Linked DNA regions of Homo sapiens: region 1 is linked to region 2. The links are chromatin contacts, found by Hi-C or POLR2A ChIA-PET in ENCODE. All regions are on one chromosome and are shown on one strand. Each heading gives the region's core, a stretch centred on a gene start or an enhancer-like site at or near the end of the contact. The rest is flanking DNA. Distances are from core to core; before and after follow the strand shown.

Region 1 (3,149 bases), core at 94-2,593, 140 kb after region 2:
AAAAAAAATTCCTATTCCCTCTACCCTGTATTCACTGTTCACTGTACTCTACCCTACAGTGAACAAAAGGTACCTAAGCCAGGACATGCCCCTGAATCTTTTATCCTGATAATCATATTTTCCTAGGCACAAGGCCTGAGAGTTAACAAACCTGATTTTTTGATAGTATTTGTCCTGGAAAATAAAACAAAATGTCTTTCTTTAAGGGATAGTCTTCCTTTTGTCAAAGTGTCAAGGGGGAAAAAAGGGGAAATTTTAAAAGCAGCCTATTTCATTGTCACCACTTCATAAACACTGCACTAAAGGGCAAGAGCCACGCTTTATTCCTCTTGCAAAATCCCAAAGCACCCAGTACAAGGACCTGCACTTAGTAGGCGGACAATTGACATTTGTTAATCAATGTATGAATGATGAGCCAAGTCTCATAGCTTCCATGGAGAATCTTAAATGTCACTCCTTTTGAAATGCGACCATGCTTCTCAACCTACTAAAAATTTCTTAATGAACCACCCACAGACACAGTCTTGTGTGAATATCTCCTGTGTTCCCCAAATCCTTTGTGACCTATGGACACAATTGCTAAACGTGAGTCATGCTTCTATCACTCCCACACAATGGGTATTTTTAATGCTACAGCATTTCCTGAAGTCAAGCGCTCAGGAAATGGTTTTTGCAATAATGACCTCAGCCTCCCCATATTCCCCCCACCCCCCATCACAGAATCCAAGAATAACTGAACAGGTGTCCAAATACCCAGAATTACCCAAGAAACCTCACAACCTGTCTTCTGTTTTCTATCAAAGTCATGAGGTTAACCTCTTGTCCTTTGGAGTTCGAAGGAATGTGTCCAAGAACTGAACACAACCATATCTGTCCTTTATTTATATTGAGACACAGTTTATTTCCAAGACTGTCAATGGTCTCCAGACCCCAGAACTAAATCTGTATACCATCATGGCTAAAAGTATGAGTTCTGGAATTCAAAAGCCTTAGAGACTGAATTCTGACTCTGCCACTAAGTATGTGGCTTCAGCCAAGTCATTTAGCCTTTCAGAGCCTCAATATTCTCACCTGTAAAGTGGAAATAATGGAAGAAACTATTTCTTGGAATGTGTGAAAATCACTCACGTAAACTGCTGATCTCCAGGCCTGATACACAGCAAAATGCCTAGTACTTGCTAATTGTTATTGCGTCAAGTTTCCCCAGATTGAACCTTAGGTCTGGTCAGTTTCTCCTGGACAGCAGTCATTTTGACAGCTTAGGATCTTTAGGTGCCCACATACCTTCAGAACCTCAACCCATTCTTGGGAGCACTGTCTGACCACCCTCTGAGGACCAGAAGCAGGAAGAGAGATCAGATGGTGAGAGGATAAGGACTGTTGATACCCAAGGGAGGTTGTAAAACCACTTGGGCACACCCAAGTTCAAAACAAAGAAGCCATCACACGAGGGTGAGAGAAGAGGTATTTACTCAGTGAGGCCCCTTCCAACCCTCATGGTAAAAGTCTACACTTGTTTAGAAAAGAGTATGTCTGTTTTATGATTTTATTTTTTAAAAAGGGAAACTCAACAACAAAAATGATGATGAAAATGACAATCTGACTATGGAAAACAGGCTCCTGCTATTCTCATCAGACCATCTGACAAACTACCCAAGGGAGTTTCCGAGGCCTCCCAAACAGTAACAGCAGAGCAGCCACTCAAGAGGATGCCCCGGGGAGCCGCCAAACTGCAATTGCCCTGGAAATCAGATTCGAACAGCTCAGACATGAGGGCAAAGGGCGGGATGCATGCATCCCTAAGCACCAGCCCTTCAGCCCAGCAGAGGGGCACAGACAAAGCTGCCCCGGAAGAATTGTTTGGGAGGTGCAGATACAAAGAATAAGATCCTGCTGGCAGCGCTGGGAAACACAGCAGCAGTCGGCACACGCTGGCCCTGGCAGTCAGCAACCGCCTGGCTCAGGCTGAGCAAAACCTTTCTGTGAATATGGCGTGAAAGCAGATCTCTCAGAGGCTCATGCTCCCTGAAGGTGAAAGATCAACAACAAAAAAGGCATTAACCCCTCTCCTAAATGATATTTCATGGCCATCAAAATCCCATCAAAGGAGCAGCTCATGTTCATAAGCCTGGGGGAGATGCTCCCAGCAATTTAGACACATTGGCAGCCCCAGGGAGGAGGACATAGCCTATGGGGACTCTCTATGTGTGAAGGGCAGCAGTTTGCATAACAAATGTTCCATGCACAATCTTGGAACATTGGCATAATTCTTTCTGGACCCAATAATGATAATTACTCTCTGTCCTAATTAAGGAGAAAATAAAGAAGCTAATACTTTTATAAATCAACAAGTAGGATTAGTATGATGTACAAAGCGCCCTTGAGTTTGCTTCAGGAGACTTCCTCCTCTGTGTGACCACAAGTATATCACATCGGCCACCTGGGCTTTTGTTTCCTTATCCATAAATCCTTTCTTTAAGGGGACATCTTATGGGTTCCTTTGAATGCTCCTATCCTAATTTATTCTTCTTTTCCTTTAAAAATGTTTGGTAAAGGCTTAGCATGCATGCAGTAAAATACACAGCATGATGTGTAGTATTCTTACTTAGAATTTTATGCCTTTCAAAGGGCGAAAGATGGTGATCAGGTGATATTGATTCTCTCCTTGTATAGCTTCAAAGATCGTGTTATAGATGAGAAACTAGATATTCAAAGGCACAGAGAACATGTCATCCGTATCACTCAGATTAGAACTTCCAAGTGCTCACTCATGATATGTAGTCTGGTGAGCCAGGCCTCAGAGTGTCCTACTGTGGGCTCATGGAGCAGTTCTTCAGGATGTGGACAACATTGCTTGGACCAGGGACAGGAGAGAAAAAAAAGTGATAGGCTGAGAAGAAATTTTTATGTGACATGCAAATACTTAGAAAAGATGAATGCTAGTACATCGGGAAATTTATAATTTCTTTTGACATTCAGGATTTGCCATAATTTAATAGTTCTTACCTGTTGGATGCTTACTATGTGCCAAGCATTGCACATTAACATGTATTATCCTGTTTAATCTTCAAAATAACCTATGAGGTGGACAATTTTATTACCCCATTTTACAGAAGAGGAACAAGAGTTTCAGGGAAATTAAGCTAATT
Region 2 (3,103 bases), core at 508-3,007:
TAATCTATAAATATGGAAATAACATTGTCTACCTTATACTATTGTTTGAGAAATTAATGGAACTATATATCTAAGTCATGTAAAGTACCAAAGAATGTACATGATTGTAAGAGGAGCCCAGTGAATGTTAGCTCCCTTCTAGCATTTCAGGAAGAGATGGCACTTGGGTGTATTGCTGCGGTGGGAAATTAGAAGGGTCTTGCTGTCCTCTGTCTAGCAACACCTGAGATTGGGTGCCTGAGAGGGAGGGAGGACTAACAGATCCAGTTTTTGATTTCTTAAAAGGTGGTATCATTGTTATCCCTCTCCCTTCTATTCTCCTCCTTATTTTTCCACTACCTCTTTTTCTTCTCCTCACCTCTCCCCCTCCTTCTTCTTCATGTTCTTGTTTTTCTTCTTCTTCCTCCTTCTCTTCCTCTTCTTCTTTTTCCCCTTCCTCTTCTTCAAATTTGATTTAAAGGTAGAATTGATTCCTTTCAACTGAAATACGTGGCTTATTTACAGCTATTAATGATATAATAAACCCAGAAAATAATTAATGATTGCTTGCAAATTGAATTGGATTATACTAAACTGTTGGTTCCTCTGCAATACAGTAGCTTTACTTGGTCTTTATGAGCAAACTGTCATATGCTAGGCTTTCTTCACAGTTTGAAGATCTCTTTTGGTATAATTTAAATTCAGTTTATGAACTCTGGGCACCACCTCCTACAAAGCAAAGGAGAATGTATCCTTGGTTGTTTTTAACTTAAGGCAAGTTCATATGGGAATTACAGAGATGAAATATGACTACCAAAGTCCTCTCAGTGACAGGGGACATGAAAGCAGCAGTTAACCATACAGGAGAGGCTTGGCAGAAGTTAGGGGAGGAGTTTTCACATTTCCTTATATTAAATTTTGTGCCAGAACCAACCATTTAGGTGACCTAGAAGTGTGCAACTAAAAATTGATACTTGTTTTTTTGTCATAAAACAATATACCCCACTGCAACAAATTCAAACAATATACTCTATTATTATTTCTTTATTTATTTCTTCTGCTGACATAAATTGTTTGGGGGCAAGCTGAGAGAGTTTTCTTCAACAGAATTTTAGTCAAAACTACATTACACCTGCTACCAAGCAAAGCACTCTCAGGCTGCAGTTTCCCTAGCTGTCATGGATAGAAACAAGGTTATCACAGTGGAAACTATGCCCTTATTCAAGAGTAATTCACTTTATAGCAGCCAAGTCTCTAACTGCAGTCCAAGGATAAAGAAATCAAGAGCAGTGATCAGATGACATCCAAGGCTTGAAGCAGCTTAAAGATCTTCCAGCAAAGTCAGACTTTCTTGGGTGACTTCTCTCAAAGTCTTGGGGATTAGCTTCCAATGTGTTTCTATGAAAGGGAAATGTTGAGAAATAAAATAAAGTGGTGAAAGGTTAGGATTAAAGAGGATTTTGTTCAATGTTGAGCCCTGTGAAAATATCACATGTTCAGATGAATTTGAAAAAGTCCAGTAGACTCTTAGATAAAAAAGAAGTATGTGTAGATAGAGGTGGCTGGTCAAATGGAAGCATTAATACTGCTGAGATAGATGGTGACTGATTAAATGGAAGCAGCCACACATCCATTCATTTCTCTGAAAATTAGCAGCTGTTGGCTGATAGACACCTTTCCTTCACATGCTCTTGCTGAAGTGATAAGAAGTGAAAAGAGCTTGAGGCAGGACTATTTTGAGTTCCAGGCGATCTGTGTTGCTATGAGATCTGAGATTAGTGGTTAAGTTGGTGCCGGATGTCATCCAGCAGCTGATCATGAAACCTCTAAAAGTTAAGTTCATTTCTCAGAAATCATCTGAGCATGTGGGCTGTTCAAGAAGGTGATTGAATTGCTGTTTCTTGGGATTTCCCCACCCTCAGTCCAAGTGAACTAAAGGGATTAATGGCCTTGATCCTGTAAGCATTTTTTTTACGCACCATGTTAAAATGTAACATGTTCTGTCCTTTTGTTCGAGGAGCCACTAATTCAATTGTTGCCCAAAACTTTATGCTGATTACTTTGTAATTATACCAAAATACCATTTTAGCTTCTTATTAACCACTGAGTTAAAAGACATTTATAGAAGCATGAGATGTCAAAGTCAGGTGAATTAGTGAAAAGTAGGCACAAAAAGTTATGGGATTCATGTAGCCTGAAATTTACATCTGTGTAAACCTTTGGCAGTTTGGCAGCTAAGTCTGCAGCCTCTGAGGGTGGTAAATGGCAGGAACTATGCCCATGTGTGAATGGTAATTTGCATTCTATAGTTAGGAGTGCCTATTTAACTGCCCCTGGCACTATGTAATTTTCTGTGCCTCAGCTTACTCTTCAGTAACATGTGGTAGTTAGTAATATAGTACCTATGCCACAGCATGTTCCTCACATGTAGTATGTGCTCAATTAATATTAACTATTAGTATTGCTACTATCGTTGTTGCTATTACTACAGAAAAGGCCCATGCATCCATCTCAAATGACTCATACCAAAGACTGACTTTAGTAAAGAAGACCAGGAAGGTTAAGGATTAGCCTTCAGAGTCAGGCTTTCATAGTCACAAAGATAGTGATTGGGGGAGTAGTGATAATGGAGGAGCTATTAAGAAGGAACACCATTCTTGATCTGAAGAGACAGTACTTAGAACAAGTATTTCAAAAAAAGAATGCTACCGTTTCCTAGGTTGGTACACTGAGGCTTCTGGGGCTGGAATCTGCTTATTTATGAGATAGATTATGAGAATCATAGGTTTGTAAGGAGCCTTCAGGGTCACCTAGTTCAGCCACTGCTAGGTGAGTTTTCTTCAATAAGAATTTTAAACCTGCCTAAAGTGTTATCTGTGGTATCCACCCGCTTCTTCTGCCTTATCTTTGGTCTCCTTTCTTGTCCTTCTCAACCCCACACAATGTGTCAGCACACACAGTGAAACTCCCTGTCCAAAAGGAGAAAAGGCTAAAGGAATTCACATTGAAACAGTTGTGCTAGGCTTCATCCCAAGAATGTGTGCTGGTGTATGTGTGTGTGTGTGTTTTTAATAACTTTTCAAAAATAGAAAAAAATTTCCTAAATATCAGCTTAGTAATTTTC

The links. A loop is a pair of places that touch in the nucleus more often than their neighbours do. ChIA-PET counts read pairs that join two places held with the same protein, here RNA polymerase II (POLR2A). Pooled maps may share reads with other maps.
Region 1: a loop to region 2 is called in a map with no recorded cell type, with 5 times the contacts of the local background. The contact joins two enhancer-like sites. A Hi-C loop is called at or near these places in 1 of 168 maps with a recorded cell type or tissue (endothelial cell of umbilical vein), 7 of 37 single-sample maps with no recorded cell type and 11 of 50 pooled maps. POLR2A ChIA-PET finds 5 or more read pairs at or near these places in 7 of 52 experiments (BJ, CD4-positive, alpha-beta T cell, CD4-positive, alpha-beta memory T cell and 4 more).

What each region holds. Positions count from the first base shown.
Region 1 is chr12:92,538,793-92,541,941 of GRCh38, forward strand. No RefSeq gene overlaps it. Among named protein-coding and RNA genes, the nearest start is that of LINC02397, 74 kb to the left of the region's middle. RefSeq lists an enhancer at 307-356. Within about 2 kb of position 1,344, at least 19 of the 41 ENCODE cell types and tissues checked have a DNase peak (open chromatin) inside an H3K27ac peak, as active enhancers do; they include CD4-positive, alpha-beta T cell, where a contact is called at or near this core.
Region 2 is chr12:92,402,219-92,405,321 of GRCh38, forward strand. No RefSeq gene overlaps it. Among named protein-coding and RNA genes, the nearest start is that of CLLU1, 18 kb to the right of the region's middle. RefSeq lists cis regulatory regions at 1,460-1,993, 2,624-3,073 and an enhancer at 1,782-2,031. Within about 2 kb of position 1,758, at least 7 of the 41 ENCODE cell types and tissues checked have a DNase peak (open chromatin) inside an H3K27ac peak, as active enhancers do; they include CD4-positive, alpha-beta T cell, where a contact is called at or near this core.